Linked DNA regions of Homo sapiens: region 1 is linked to region 2. The links are chromatin contacts, found by Hi-C or POLR2A ChIA-PET in ENCODE. All regions are on one chromosome and are shown on one strand. The core of a region is the stretch at or near the end of the contact, and the rest is flanking DNA. Distances in the headings are between cores, read along the strand shown. Region 1 has its middle 32 kb from the start of LINC01247. Region 2 holds the start of RPS7 (ribosomal protein S7).

Evidence for each region. Hi-C counts contacts between places; a loop is a spot of excess contacts on that map. ChIA-PET counts read pairs that join two places held with the same protein, here RNA polymerase II (POLR2A). Pooled maps may share reads with other maps.
Region 1: a pooled map shows a loop between it and region 2 (5-fold over the local background). The contact joins the enhancer-like site here to the promoter of RPS7 in region 2. A Hi-C loop is called at or near these places in 1 of 37 single-sample maps with no recorded cell type and 3 of 50 pooled maps. POLR2A ChIA-PET finds 5 or more read pairs at or near these places in 1 of 52 experiments (OCI-LY7).

Annotation. Positions count from the first base shown.
Region 1 is chr2:6,339,663-6,347,545 of GRCh38, reverse strand. No RefSeq gene overlaps it. Among named protein-coding and RNA genes, the nearest start is that of LINC01247, 32 kb to the left of the region's middle. RefSeq lists enhancers at 1,297-1,346, 1,827-1,876. Within about 2 kb of position 1,870, at least 2 of the 41 ENCODE cell types and tissues checked have a DNase peak (open chromatin) inside an H3K27ac peak, as active enhancers do; they include OCI-LY7, where a contact is called at or near this core.
Region 2 is chr2:3,569,348-3,576,822 of GRCh38, reverse strand. It overlaps RPS7 (ribosomal protein S7), which reads right to left and starts at 1,563. Exons shown (of 7, transcript NM_001011.4): 1 at 1,473-1,563; 2 at 1,139-1,231; 3 at 935-1,006; 4 at 193-336. The coding sequence starts at 1,213. It overlaps LOC124907726 (a long non-coding RNA gene), which reads left to right and starts at 1,714. Exons shown (of 2, transcript XR_007086196.1): 1 at 1,714-2,688; 2 at 5,585-7,475. RefSeq lists a silencer at 1,017-1,306 and enhancers at 858-1,434, 1,435-2,010, 6,720-7,325, 7,326-7,475.

The sequences.
Region 1 (7,883 bases), core at 621-3,120, 2.8 Mb before region 2:
CTATCTTATTCTTGCATTTGTTTACGGGAGACCTAAATACTATAGATAGATAGATAGATAGATAGATAGATAGATAGATAGATAGATAGACAGATAGATAGATAGATAGACAGATAGATAGATAGACAGATAGATAGTGATAGACAGACAGACAGACAGACATAGAGAATATTTGGATGGATATTTATTTTGCAATACGCACTTGACATGTGTGATCTAATTCTCACAACCACTTTGTAAGGTAAAGGCGATTCTTATTCTCATTACACAAATGACGAAATTGAGGCTTAGGAAGATAAGTGTACAAGAGTAGGTGATAGGGCCTGGATTTTGTTCTTAAGAAAATTTCCCCTGAATCCTGGGCCTCTACTCACTTCTTCACAGTCATCACTCTGCCTGATGAGGTATTCTTGGAGTTGTGTATGTTTGCCTTTCACCTGCTGTTTCATAAATGTCATGCCACCAGGAAAATGGCTAGTTGAATCAGATATACTTGAGAATACTTGCAGAGGTCTATACATGTGTTCTGTTGGAAAAACTGGACTAGTGGGGTAAGAATGGGGGTTCCTCCTTCCACCTCCAGGTAATTCAGAGGGTTCTCTGCCAATAACTTTTTCCTAACTGAATCTATTGTAACTCAGAATATTTTTTTTTTCTAAGAGTAAAGTTTTGGGCCAAGTCCTACTTTTTGGTGGGAATATCTGTGGACAAGTGGAATCTTGAGTCTTCTCTTAAAACTAATTACTTGGCTATTGTCCTTTCTACACAAATGCAGGGAGAGCCCTGTGCTACTGTTACAATGATGTCTCCTTATTGGGCTGAAAGCACTGTATGAACCATCTTGTCAAAAGTGCTAATGAGTGTATATTTATATTTTCAGGAGAGTATCAAGGGTTCTTTCTTCCCTTGATCTTTTGCACAGAATTAAATAAAACACACCTGGGAAACATACTTATAGAACAAGGTTGAATTTTCTCTATTTAAAAATTGATTTGAGAAAGAAAAGCATTTAAGAAGGAAAGAAAAATAAAATCAAGGAGTTGATTTGAATTAGAATAAAGAATATTGTCCTGAACGTCAGATCACATGTGCTTGATGATCAGCTCACCTCTGCCCTTTTAAAGGCTTTGTTTCTAGGATATCAAGATGCATCAGACGCCATGTCAAAGGCTCCCAGAATTTGAGACTTACATCTCAAAGGCTGTCACATCCCCTGTCCTGCAGATTTCTTATAGAGAACAATACCTGCCTTATAAGACTGGTTCTGGTAAGTCCTTTAATTTTTGGTGTCCAATCAGTTACTAGTAGATGCCAAACCTTGAGTTCATGTTTTAGTTACAGACTTCAGCTCATACTTTCTCAATTATAACACTAAGAATCGTCCTTTGGATAATAACGCTTATATCAAACCTAGAGACTACGTAAGCACAACTTTTCTCTTTTACTGTTCTATTCACAGTTAAAATATCTTTGTGTGTGTGTGTGTGTGTGTGAGAGAGAGAGAGAGAGAGAGGTGGGATAGAGAGAGAGGGACAGAATGAGAACAAATCTGGATTTGTCAAGGAAAAAAATGTTCCATGGCAAAGGAACCATGAGTTGACCAATGGGTACCGATATCTACTGTACACAAAGGATCGAAGCCAGTCCTGAGGGCTAGACGGGAGAAAACATCATAGTGACCCTAACCTGTATTTAAATGTATCCCGTAGAAGTTAGCTAGACTGCAGCCAGAGCAATACAGTGAGTAATCACCAAGTCATGTTTCTGAACTCACATGACTCCTCTGAAACATGTGGTGAAGATATTTGAGGCATTATCAAACACCTGCAGATTTTCAGTTCCTCATTTCTTGCTCATGTGATTTATTAACAGTTCTGCTAATGCAGATAGAATGCAGCCTCAAATTACAGCAGAGGAGAGGGTTGAATGCTGTGCAGCCTATGCTATTCAGAGTGCAGAATATCTGCAACCTAGTTGATCATTTTTGAATCATCAGCTCCATCTTTTTGTTAAATTAACAATTTAACAGCTGCTTTCATCAAAGTTCTTTTGTGTCTACCAACACGATACTGTAATTTTTTTTCCTAAATGCAATTTCCAAGATCATTTCTGTCTTTTCAGTCCCAGATTACTGATTTGCATGTTTGATCAATTTGTATACAAATGTTCAAGAATTTATAAACCATCTAGGGAGCATGAAACACCCTCTAGAGCTCTAGAGAATAATTTGATCCATCTCATCATTCACTTACTTAAATTTCTTTTTCATTAAGAACAGGTGATGAATGAAGGCAGTAAAATATGACTGAGCTTAGGTATACTGTTTCCTAAATAGGAAATATTGTAAACCAAAAGATTTTCACAAAATTCTAGTAAGTGGGAATATTGAAAATTGAGTCAGATTTGTCATAGAAAACATATTTTTTTCTTTTTACCTTTTGTGTTAGTCGGCTTGGGTCACCATACCAAAATACTATACAATGGGTGGCTTAAACAACAGAAATTTATTTCTCACACTTCCAGAGGCTGGGAAATTCAAGATCGAGTTGCTAGCCAATTTGTTCTCTGTCAGGGCCTCCTTCTTGTTTTGTAGATGGGCACCTTTTTGTGACATCCTTGGTGCATGCAGGCACACACACACACACACACACACACACAGAGAAAATGTTCAGGTGTTTCTTCCATTGGACCAGAGCCCAGGACCTCATCTAAACCTACTTATTTCCCCAAGGTCCCATCTGCAAACACTGTCGCATCAGGGGTTAGGACTTCAAAGGATACAATTTGTTTGCAACATCTTTTATAACAACTCAGTCTGCAACACTTCTCATATCTCCAACAATATTTAGGCTTTAATTTATTTTAAAATCATATTTCTAAGCTATATGCATAATAGTACAGCCTGAATGTCTTGAGCTCAAAAGAAGACCTTTAGAAAACAATGCACCTAGATTTTCAAGGAAAATCTATGCTACGTTTGTGGCAGAAGCCACTTGAATTGGCTGATACAAGTTTCTTTCTTGGCTACTGGATCTCATTAGAACCAGCTTCTCCAGATTGGAATGACCTCCTTAAGGGCCCTGAGTATCATCTTCTGTGTCTAGTTAAATTGAGGAGGAGGCACAACCTACTACGTAGCCTTTGCAATCAGGAACAATCAGTCCCCCTTGAGCATTCCTCAGAACAGGAACTGTTCAAATCTGCCCTTTCTCTGAGCTTGTGGGTCCAGACAGTGCAGGAATAGCTGGACAGGTTGGAAGAAGAGAAGGCCAGGAAAATTTCCAGAAAAGTCCCTGAGGCATTCATTGGAGCCGAGAGTCAAGCTCAAGCAGCAAGGTACAAAATACTAACATCAAGTCCAAAGGGTAAAAGACTGAGTTAGGATGGGCTAATGGAATAAGAAGTTTTGGGTAAGTGGAAACAAAGTTGAAATAACAATAGCCCCAAAGCAAATCAGAAGGTTCACGTTTATTACCCCAAACAGTGCTGGGCCAACTGTAGCTTGCCTTATCAGCTACTCCACGTTGGATGAAGATAGCTTTGATCTTCTGGCTTAAAGGATCAGAGGCAGTGTGAGTAGAAACTCAACCGTTTCCCAAAGGGTGGAAAAGCAAATGATATGGCTGGCAAAACACGACTCTCAATGCTTTGGCTTAGATGTGATACATGCCACATTCATTTACATGCCATTGGCCAAAGCAAGTCACACAAACAAGCTTGATGTCATCTGGGTGAGGATACATACTTCTCCAATGGGAGACACTACAAATCCCGTGCATGGTGCAACTGTATATAATTCTTTTACAAGAAAGCAGAGTGAATATGAAGAAGCAATAGTTCAATCTACTACATCTTTTGAAAATAACTTTCCCTTTAGAAAGACCGTCATTTCTCTTGCATGCTTGCTGTTTCCTTCCATTTGTTTTTCAAAACACTAATCTTGGTTAGATTCACATATAGTCTTCATGCCTTTATCTGTGAAGGTGAACACCAGTATAGAATGTTTAGAAAAAGACAAAAGAGTATAATATCATCTTCATACATTCATAATTAAGAATTTCAATTCTCACTCAAAAATTCTAAGAAATCCTACCGGTTTTCCTCTACTAAGCTCATTATCCCACTCTCTGCACTAACTATTTTAGACCTTTGTTTTTCTATTCAAGCTCATCACCCATAATTCCCCTCTGCACCACTCCCCTCACATGCTGCCCACAGATGGCATTGCCTCTCATTTCGTTAGAAAAACAAAAGCCATCAGGTGCCCCCTCACCTCCCCAGCACCGACTCTGTGCACCTGTCTGAGCCTGGACTCATCTTCTTCTTTTCTGTTCTCTTTCTGTAAGAGTTGCTAAATCGTGATGACTGAAGGATGTATAATTGGTACTAAGTTTCAGAAATAAGCCTCCTTAGAGGCTCTGGTAGTTAAAAGAGGATTCCGGTGATTCCCAAAGTTTGCAATAGTCCATTTCTCTAATCTGTCCATGTTTTAGGCGTCCAAAATCAGCAGTTTGCAAAATGCCAACTGTTGACTACGTCAGAATCATGGGATTTCTACCCATGATTCCTACCCCTGTATTTCCAGGATGGGACCTGGAAATACGTATTTTACTGTCTGTCCAAGTGATTCTAATGCATTGCTCAGTATAAAGGTACCTATTACAGAACCTAAGGTGCCTTTAAAGTTTTAGATCTGTGGTTCTATAACTTTGCCTCATAATAAAATTACCTGGGGAGCTTTTAGGGCGCCTGAGGCCCAAGTTACACTCTGGACCAATTAAATTTTAATCTCAGCGGTTAGGGCTAAGAAGTTGCCATTTTTAGACCTTCACAGGTGTTTATGATGTGCAGCAAGCCTAAGAACAACTTCTCACTTTCAGCGAAGTGTGCAAGGCTAAGGGTGCCTTCTGGCTGCACTCAGAGGGGCTTGGATGGGGAGTGCAATATCACAGCTCCACATTGAGGAAGCATCCCCAGGGATGGTTTTGCAACAGAAAATATTGTTCATGCCACTCAAACTGGGAAAAGACCACCTTGTACCAAATGGAAATAATTAATCTATGAAGAAAAATACTGCTGAGGCAGCATAAAATGCTGTAAAGTGTGCCAGACTCAAGGTCAAAAGAGCTGTGTCTGTTGTTTGTTACCTGGGACAATCTTGGGCAAGGAATTTGATTATTCTGAACTGGAGTTTTCTTACCAGTAAGGCGGATGCTACAGTACCAGCCTTGTTGTATGGTTGCTATTTTATTTCATTAAGAGAGCTGACAACTGACATATTCAAATGGTCAGAGTGCTTTTCATTGGAATTTGGGGAGCAATTTGGAATTCCTTATTTGAATCTGGAGTTAAATCTTTATTAATACATGTAGTTTTCTTATTTGTTTTTATATTATTAAACTCTTTTCTAACCTTTTAGAGAGCCAGTCTAGCTCTTTTGTCTTAGAATAATTTTACATCCCATTTTCTTAATTGGCCTAGAGATTCTGTAGTATTGGTGCTTGTTTTCTCTATTGCTGCTGAATACCAGGAAAGAGCCAAAGAGTACCTTTGTTGCCCAGATATCTGATAAAGTCCAGATGCATCTGGAAACCATTTGGAATTCACGGGCAAATGAAGTAGGTCATAAAATATGAAGAACTCAAGAGAAAAAATAAACTACCAAGGTTGAATTATAAGGTAAGGTCTTAGCTCTTATCTTTCTTAATAATGCCTCCTCTGCTTGCCATGGCAACCACATGTGCTGGCAGTTGTTATGGCAAAGGGAGAGGACTGCAAATAGAAGAGAACTGTAGGATTCTGCAATGGAAGAAGGTATTTCTGAGACTAGTAAAAACACAGACCAACATGTATTGTTATGATCTAAGCCTCATGTGTATGAATAAGGGGGTATCACAATGAACTAAGATTTCGTGAGGCACGTTCATCTTCATTTTTTTTTATTTGTTGCAAAATGAGGTCTCATTGGTGAGTCCTCATACTGATGCCTATAAAGCACTTGTCACGGTACTTAGTTCATAGAAGGTACTCTCTATCTGTTAGCTGAATATAAATAACCTGGATGAACAGTATGTGTGTATAAGGCTGTTGGCATATGGATTTTCTGTAGAAAAATTTTACTTAAAAAGTAAGCAAGAATCGAAAGTTTGATTAATAGACAATTGGAACAACTAAAATGAAACCCTTTTTCAAGGACACCTACCAAGTGAACTGATGCATTTTGAAGGGCATCTGATGAGTGGCCATGCCATGGCAGCACATTTTCTGTTTGCCTGTGCTGTATGGATTCATATATGATTACAAAACCCAGAGTGACCCATTAGTACAAAGTAGGCATAAATTTATGTATTTATTTTTTCAAATTAGCGAAGTGTTGAAATTTCAGGATCCAAAGAAACCAAGAGACCTGTTAAAGGGGTTATTTCTTTGACCGTTTATCTTTTGCTTGAAACAATGTAGAGGTGCATTGACCTTTTCTCACCTCCATGTCAGCTTTCACATTTGTGTGTTTCCAGTCTTCTTTGAGCTAGTGAAGTGAATTCTCACAAAACCTAAATATTCTAGATTCTCTGCTTCCTTAATCAGTGGGTAGAATAGTGGGCCTGGGATTTTCCCCAGCATGGCGTGGTTTTCGTGAAGGGGATGGAGGAAATTTTGAACTCATTTGCAATTTCTCTGAGGACAGAAATGATAGAGACCATAATAAGGACAAATTAGACTGTAGTGAAGCTCAATATGGTGACCTTATTTTGTGTGTGTTCAGTGGGTGGATTCTACTTTTTCTTTATAAATGTCATTAAATAGCAAGCTGATGTCACAATGGGCAGAGGTCTCTCACAGAAACTTACCAAGCATTGCACATTCTACTTGTTGCAATCTGTGAAAAAAACCTTGTAATAAATACACATCTAGAACCTGATGTGATTCTCTTTTGTACAGTAGGAAAAACATAATTTGTTATTTCATTGAAAGATAGAACATACCATGAATGTGTATGGTGAAGTCAGGAGGCTTTAGACGCAGCAGGAGAGTGTGATAGTGGTCTTCTCTACTGGTTTAGAGAAAACATCAGGTTCCACTTTAGCTTGGTGTTCTCCAGGTCCTATCATGTAGGCCAGGGGTGTCCAATCTTTTGGCTTCCCTGGGCCACGCTGGAAGAAGAATTGCCTTGGGCTACCCATAAAATACACCACCACTAACAATAGCTCATAAGCTAAAAAAAAAAAAAACTGCAAAAGAATCTCATAATGTGGCTGGGCTTGGTGGCTCATGCCTGTAATCCCAGCACTTTGGGAGGCCGAGGTGGGTGGATCATGAGGTCAGGACATCGAGACCATCTTGACCAATATGGTGAAACCTCATCTCTACTAAAATACAAAACATTAGCCAGGTGTGGTGGCGCATGCCTGTAATCCCAGCTACTTGGGAGGCTGAGGCGGGGCAATTGCTTAAACCCGGGAGACGGAGGTTACAGTGAGCTGTGATGGCACCACTGCACTCCAGCCTGGCAACAGGGCAAGACTCCTTCTAAAAAAAGAAAAAAAAAAGTATCTCATAATGTTTTAAGAAAGTTTACAAATTGGTGTTAGGCCACATTCCAAGTCATTCTGGGCTACAGGTTGGACAAGTTTGATCTAGGCCTTCCTTTATGAGGTTTAGCCCCTGTGGTCCTAGATAGTCCCAATTACAGCAGGAAGCATATTGACAGTTTTAGCCCCAGTGAAAGCTGGGATTAGAAATTAGGCTTATTTTCACAAATATGTTTCTATCTTTGTACTGAGAATAAGCTGGGAGTGTCTATGTGGCACCTCTTTCTGGCTACCATGGTCAAGAAGGCTTGGCTACAGCTCTAATTTCCTGGCCTTTCATCTGAGGCTACTAAA
Region 2 (7,475 bases), core at 314-2,813:
TCCACCCGCCTCCACCTCCCCGTGCTGGGATTACAGGCCTAAGCCACGGCGCTCTGCCTGTACTTTATCTTTCTACCCAATTGGATTCATAAAAGGATTGTTTTCATGACTCCAACTACCAATGCAGTCTAAATACAAGCAATTTTAGCAAAATTCACAAACAGAAACGTGCTGCAACAGTAGAACAGATACCTGAGCGATAAAGACGACATGCTTCCCACTGAACTTTTTCTCCAATTCGCGTACTAGCCGGACTTGGATTTTCTGGAAAGATTTCAGTTGAGGAACGGGAACAAAGATTATGATAGCTTTCCGACCACCACCAACTTCAATTTCCTAAAGAAAAAAACAAAAATCCACTGTGTTAACTGCTTCAGAAAGTAAACGTTGTGGTCAAATTAGAGGATAAGAAGACCTTATCACTAACACCGTAGCTGCACTACAAACTAATACTAGTTTTGAGTTAATCATAAATGCATCCTTCGGAAATGTTCTCATCTCTCTCCAACCTTCACATTTCCTTATTCCAGGAAGGGAGACTGTTCAGGCCAGGAGGCCAATCACTACCACTTCTGCACCCCCACTTGCGGCAACTCCGGGCTAAGGGTAGAGAGAATCTCATCCTGAGCTCCCCACAGCTCTTTGCCGTATCTATAACTAAGTAAGGGCAAATAAGGTCCGAAATGGGCCCAGGCCCTCCCTACTCCACGTTTCTCCACCGCCCGCATGTGGACAGCTTAAGCCGCAGGGTACCTGCAACCCCACTCCCCGCACCTGGGCGGTATCACTCCCAAACAACACGGCCGAACCTGAGTTCAGGTTAGGCGGCCAGGCGGCAAGTCATCATCAACCGTAACCCAGGTCCAACCCTCTCAGGCACTGCGCGGGGAGACGCGCCGCAACCTCCCTCCCAGCCGAGGGAGCGCCAGCTTACCTTAGCTGCCGTAATATTCAGCTCCCTGAGCTGAGCCTTGAGGTCCGAGTTCATCTCCAGCTCCAGAAGAGCCTAAGAAGCAACGAACAGCAGGACCGACCCTGAGCGCGCGTCCGAGCACCCCGGGCCCAACACACGCGCGGCCGCCTCCCCTCCCGGGCGGGGCGCCTCCCCCCACCCCAGACCCCAGGGAAACCCTCTCACCTGGGAGATGCCGGACTCGAACTCGTCCGGCTTCTCGCCATTGGGCTTCACGATCTTGGCGCTCGAACTGAACATGGCTTTCTCCTGGGAGAACTGAAGGCACAGCGGTCAGCGTTACGCGGCCCGGGCTGCAGGCGCCGCTGGCTCGCCCTCCCGCCCGCACCCCCCGGCCAGGCCCCGCTCGCCCCGCAGAAGCCATCGGAAAGCACAGGGCGGGTAATCGGCTGTATCCCCACCCTGTGAGCAAGGCTCGCCCCTCCAGGGCCTGACTCCAAAAGGCGTTTTCCTCAACCCAAGAAGAAAAGTTCTGTCGGAGAGCAGGCCGCCAACCTACCTTGCCGAGCGCCGGCTTAGGAAGAGACCCAAATCTCGCGAGAGCACGTCAAAATCCGGCGTCCGAAGGCAAGAGGCGGAAACAGCGCGAGGAGGAGGGCGGAAACCGGAACATCACTGAGAAGCGGTAGGAGGCTAGAGAGTCCCAGGAAGCGGCTCTGGGGACGAGTGTCTTGGTAACGCTTTTCCGCCCTAGGATTCGTACTTTGGTGCCGTTTCCGAGCGTTCCGGTACCGGCTCCCAAGGTTCCCGTCTTCAGTGCAGGTTGCAGGCGGGAACCGGCCTCGTCCCAGCCCTGGGCCTGGGAGAGAGAAGGAGGCCGAAGAAAACCAACTTCGGCAACCTCCGGAGACAGGACGTTTAAAAAAGGCTAACTTGGCTGGGCGCTGAGGCTCACGCCTGTAATCCCAGCACTTTGGGAGGCCGAGGCAGGAGGATCACTTGAGCTCAGGAACCAGCCTGGGCAACATGGCGAGACCCCATGTCTACAAAAAAAAAAAAAAAAAAATTAGCCAGTCATGGTGGTGCGCGCCTGCAGTCCCAGCTACCCCGGAGGCCGACGCGGGAGGATCGCTGGAGCCGAAAGGTCGAGGCTGCCGTGAGCCGAGGTTGCACCACTGCACTCCAGCCTGGGCGACAGCGCAAGACCCTGTCTAAAAATAAATTTAAAAAAAATTGCGAGGCCTTCATTCTATGCTAGTACTGTACTAGGTGCTAATTATTAAGTAAAACCGACTGAACTCTTGCCCTCATGGAGCTTACAGTTCAGTGGAGAAGACATTACCTAAAGCAGTATGACTAAATATATAATGACATATTGTAATAACTTACATAACAGTACAATGAGAGGGTGGGGAGGGATTATTTATGCTTTAAGAAGTCGGGAATCCTGGAACGGAATGACATTAGACTGAGACACGGAAGAGCCGCAGGATCTATTGCTGGGGAAGAGCATTCCAGACAGGGAGGAACTCGTGCCGAATGATCCCGCTGTGGACAGGGAATTTAATCTGAGCTTCGGTTTCCTCTTCTGTCAAATGTCATGCAAGAGTTACTTTCAGCCGTGGTCCAGGCACTGTGAAAAATGCAGAAGCCACACTAGGTGCCCTCTCTCAGGATTCCCAACCACCTTTACCAAGCAGAGATGGTATTCATCCCACATTTTTAATGCTAGATATGCTCCCGCCCGGTGCTTCTCTAATAATGTTTTTTAAAAGGTAAGTGACTGTCTCCTTGGAAAATTAAGGATAACTTGAAGTTTCTTCCAGATAGAAAGTAAACTACAGCTGCGTCTACAATCTCATCTGGGCAGTCGTTCTGAGCCCTTTTGTCGAACTAGGTCCATTTCCTTACTCCACATGCACTTTTCGACCTGGCTTTTATCTCTGCTGCTCTATAAAAGTAGTAATCTAAAAGTTCATCCAGTAAAGCTTTTTCTCTGTGAACCTATCACTTGAGAACAAAAAAAATTAAAGTTATTTCTGGTTTCCAGTCCTTTGTTGAATAGGAGTGGTGAGCAAGGACATCCGTGCCTTGTTCTCCATCTTAGGGGAAAACCATTCAGTCTTTCACCATTAAGTATAATATTAGCTCTAGGATTTTGCAGGTATTTTTAATCAAATTCAGGAAGTTCCCTCTGTTTCTATTTCTGAGAGGTTTTTTTAAAATCATGGGCCGGGCACGGTGGCTCACGCCTGTAATCCCAGCACTTTGGGAGGCCGAGGCGGGTGGATCACGAGGTCAGGAGATCGAGACCATCCTGGCTAACACGGTGAAACCCCGTCTCTACTAAAAATACAAAAAATTAGCTGGGCGAGGTGGCGGGCGCCTGTAGTCCCAGCTACTCGGGAGGCTGAGGCAGGAGAATGGCGTGAACCGCCGGGGGCGGAGCCTGCAGTGAGCCGAGATCGAGCCATTGCACTCCAGCCTGGGTGACAGCGAGACTCCATCTCAAAAAAAATATATAAATAAAAAATAAAATAAAATCATGAATGGATGTTGGAGTATGTCAAATGCATTGTTTCTATGAACTAATATGATTATGTGAGTTTTTCTTTTTAGCTGTTAATGTGCTGTTAATATACATAAATGCTTTTCCTTTCTAACTCTTTAGCTTTGAGCCTCATGAGATCCTAAGAAATGTGATTTTTAAAACCTAGAACCTGATAGAAGTTGATAGAGGTTGCACATGTATTTTTAATAGGTAGTTTCAGGATCATAATCACAACTTAGAGGGTCATTCTACTAATTTTATGTTAGGAAATGCCTACTAATCATTACATTAGATTGTTTTCCTGGTTTTACTAGTACTAGCTTCTTTATTATTTAACCATACAATAAGTGAGTCGATAATACCAACATGATTGACAATGAACAGAAATATCATCTATGCAATCCACTTACTTTTAGAACACTTTGTTAACTCTTTTATGTATCATTATGGACATGGGACATTTCAGATTTGCTGTACATCAATCAGTCTCAGCCAATATTCTCCTTTGATCCTCAAATTGTCTCAGTTGTGACCAGGAGGGGCCCCTCTTAGATAAGCAGCCGAGTCTTGTCATTTCTATGAATGTCTGAACATCTTGTTTTCTGGCACAAGATATTCCAGGCTCCTCTTGTAATTTTCTGCCTGAGACATAGAATGAGCCTTTTCTCCTAGAAGTGCTGATACTTTTGTTTTTGTTTTTCTGGAAAAATAGTACTGGAGACCAGAATTTTGGCAGCAGGAGGCATCGTGGGGCTCCTCATAAGCCGTTTCAGCGGACAGAACTTAGAAAGATGGCATTTAAAATAATTTTTTCATAAAAGATACAAGTTCACATTGACATTCTCAATCCACTTCTAACAGAACAATTCCTTCTGAAATCCTCGATTCTATCATAGCATCTCCTTTTCTCCTGTAATAAAAACCTTGCTTCCTAAACACAAAAATACAATTACTTGCTTTATCTGACACTATGAGAAAATACATTCAAAATAACAATGCAGGTGGGCCGCAGTGGCTCACACCTGTAATCCCAGCACTTTGGGATAATCCACCCAGGGTGAGTGGATCACTTGAGGTCAGGAGATAAGCCTGGCCAACACAGGGAAACCCTGTCTCTACTAAAAATACAAAAATTAGCCAGGTGTGGTGCCACCCGCCTGTAATCCCAGCTACTCGGGAAGCTGAGGCAGGAGAATCGCTTGAACCTGGGTGACATGAACTCCTGACCTCATGTGATCTGCCCACCCTGGCATCCCGAAGTGCTGGGATTACAGGTGTGAGCCACCATGCTCAGCCCTTGTTGACTTTTGAATATGTGAAACACTCTGCTTCTGAAAGTCAAAGCCATCTAAGGAGGTCACTCCCTTGAGAAGGCCACACTCCACCGGCCCCTGCCTTCCCTCCTGCACCCAACCTTGCTTTCTGGTTCATGCTTCCTGGGTTTCTTTTTGCTTGAATGTATATTTTCTTACCTCTCCTTCATTCTTACACAAAAGCAGGATTTGATTTTTGCATTTTGTGTTCGCCTAAACATATTTCCTGGAAATCCCTCCATGTCAGTTCAGGAGACCTCCCTCATGCTTTTTCACCACGGCGTCGCTCTCCGCTGGGCTGTCAGACCACTTTCACCCAGCCCGTGTTCTGTGGAGACACTTGGACTGCATCCGAGTCATACTCAACATTTTGAAATTTTAAACAATGCCCCACAAATAAACTTAGGCATATGCGTTAGGATGCTTTTGGAGCAGCCCCTTTGGGATAAATTTCTAGAAGTGGGATCTCAGCCTCAAAAGGTAAAGGCATAAGTAATTTTGTTACGCATTGCCACCTTCCCTTAGAAAAGCGCTGTGCGTCATATGGGAATTCTTGTTTTCCCACAGCATTCCCAACAGAATGTGTCATCATACTTTTTAATTTGTTTCTATCTGACAGGTGAAAAATGAGACCGCAATGTAATTTAATTTGCATTCTCTAATTCAGAGTGAAGTTGGCATCCTTCCATGGGTTTCATACGTTCAAGGACCATTTTAAAGCGTTTTATACGTTTTTGTGTGATTGTTTTCTGCTCATATTTTAACCATTTTTCTTTTTTCTTTTCTTTTTCTTTTTTTTTTTTTTAGGTTGAGAGCAGAATTTTAATAGGCAAAAGAAAGAGAAGAGCTCTCTGCTGCAGACAGGAGTCCTGGAGAAATGGGTTGCCCTCTTTTTTCTTTTTCTTTTTTTGAGACAGTCTCTCACTGTCACCCAGGCTGGAATTCAGTGGCGCATTCGTACCTCGCTGCAGCCTCAACCTCCTAGGCTCAATCGATCCTCCCACCTCAGCCTCCCGAGTAGCTGGGACTATAGATATTTAACCATTTTTCTATTGAGATTTGGTCTTCTCCACCACCCACCACAGATTTTTGTAATTAGAGGTCATTTTTCCAAACAAATGATTCTTAAGGTCCTGCTGTCTCTGAATATTATTTTTATAGAACAAGCATAAGTATAATTGGATCAATCATCTAACCTTTCAGATCCTCAACTTAGTCTTCCATTAATGAGAGGATTAAATCCATTAGTTAAATGTTCTCTAAGAATCAGTGTGTCTCCAACTTCAGTGTACAAACAGCGGGTCACCCAGGGATCGCAGTGGGACGCAGACGCTGATTCCGCAGTTGTGGACTTGGTGGAGGTGGGCGCTGTCTCAGTCCATCTGGGCCGCTATACAGAGTGCCACAGACAGAGTGGCTTACGGACAACAGATGCTCATTTCTCACTCTCTGGAGACTGGAAGCCCAAGATCAAGGTGGCAGAAAATGCCGTGTCTGAAGAGGAACTGTTTCCTTGTTCACAGCCTCTTCTCACTGTGTCCTTGCAGAAGGGCTGAGGGAGCTCTCCAGGGGCCTCCTTCATAAGGGCACTCATGCCATCGTGGGACTCCACTCTCACGACCTCATCACCACCCAAAGACCATCACTTTGGGGGTTAGGATTTAACATGTGCACTTTGGGGGGACACACACATTCAGTCCACAGCAGCTCCAATATGTTGCATTTCTAATTAGCTCACAGGCAATGCTGATGATACTGGTCCAGGGACCACACTTCGAGTAGCAACAAACCAGATAGCCACAAAGAGGAATTAATAGATGTAGCATTAAGGAAGAAAGATTCCTTCCAGTGCCAAGGAAACTCATCACAGTACCTCCAATACCGTGTCATCCTGGAGGGACCACAAGACCCTGGATAGTTGGCCCAGGACAGAATACTGCTGGGGGTTTGGAGGGTGGCAGTTAAAAAGCCAAGATCTGTTTACCTGTTAAAATATATATTCTTGCCCTCTCCCTCTCCCTCTCCCTCTCCCTCTCCCCACGGTCTCCCTCTCCCTCTCTTTCCATGGTCTCCCTCTGATGCCTAGCCGAAGCTGGACTGTACTGCTGCCATCTCGGCTCACTGCAACCCCCCTGCCTGATTCTCCTGCCTCAGCCTGCCGAGCGCCTGCGATTGCAGGCACGCACCGCCACGCCTGACTGGTTTTTGTATTTTTTTGGTGGAGACGGGGTTTCGCTCTGTTGGCCGGGCTGGTCTCCAGCTCCTAGCCGCGAGTGATCCGCCAGCCTCGGCCTCCCGAGGTGCCGGGATTGCAGACGGAGTCTCGTTCACTCAGTGCTCAATGGTGCCCAGGCTGGAGTGCAGTGGCGTGATCTCGGCTCGCTACAACCACCTCCCAGCCGCCTGCCTTGGCCTCCCAAAGAGCCGAGATTGCAGCCTCTGCCCGGCCACCACCCCGTCTGGGAAGTGAGGAGCGTCTCTGCTTGGCCGCCCATCGTCTGCGATGTGAGGAGCCCCTCTGCCTGGCTGCCCAGTCTGGAAAGTGAGGAGCATCTCTGCCCGGCCACCATCCCATCTAGGAAGTGAGGAGCGCCTCTTCCCCGCCATCCAGCCCATCTAGGAAGTGAGGAGCGTCTCTGCCCAGCCGCCCATCGTCTGAGATGTGGGGAGCACCTCTGCCCCGCCGCCCCATCTGGGA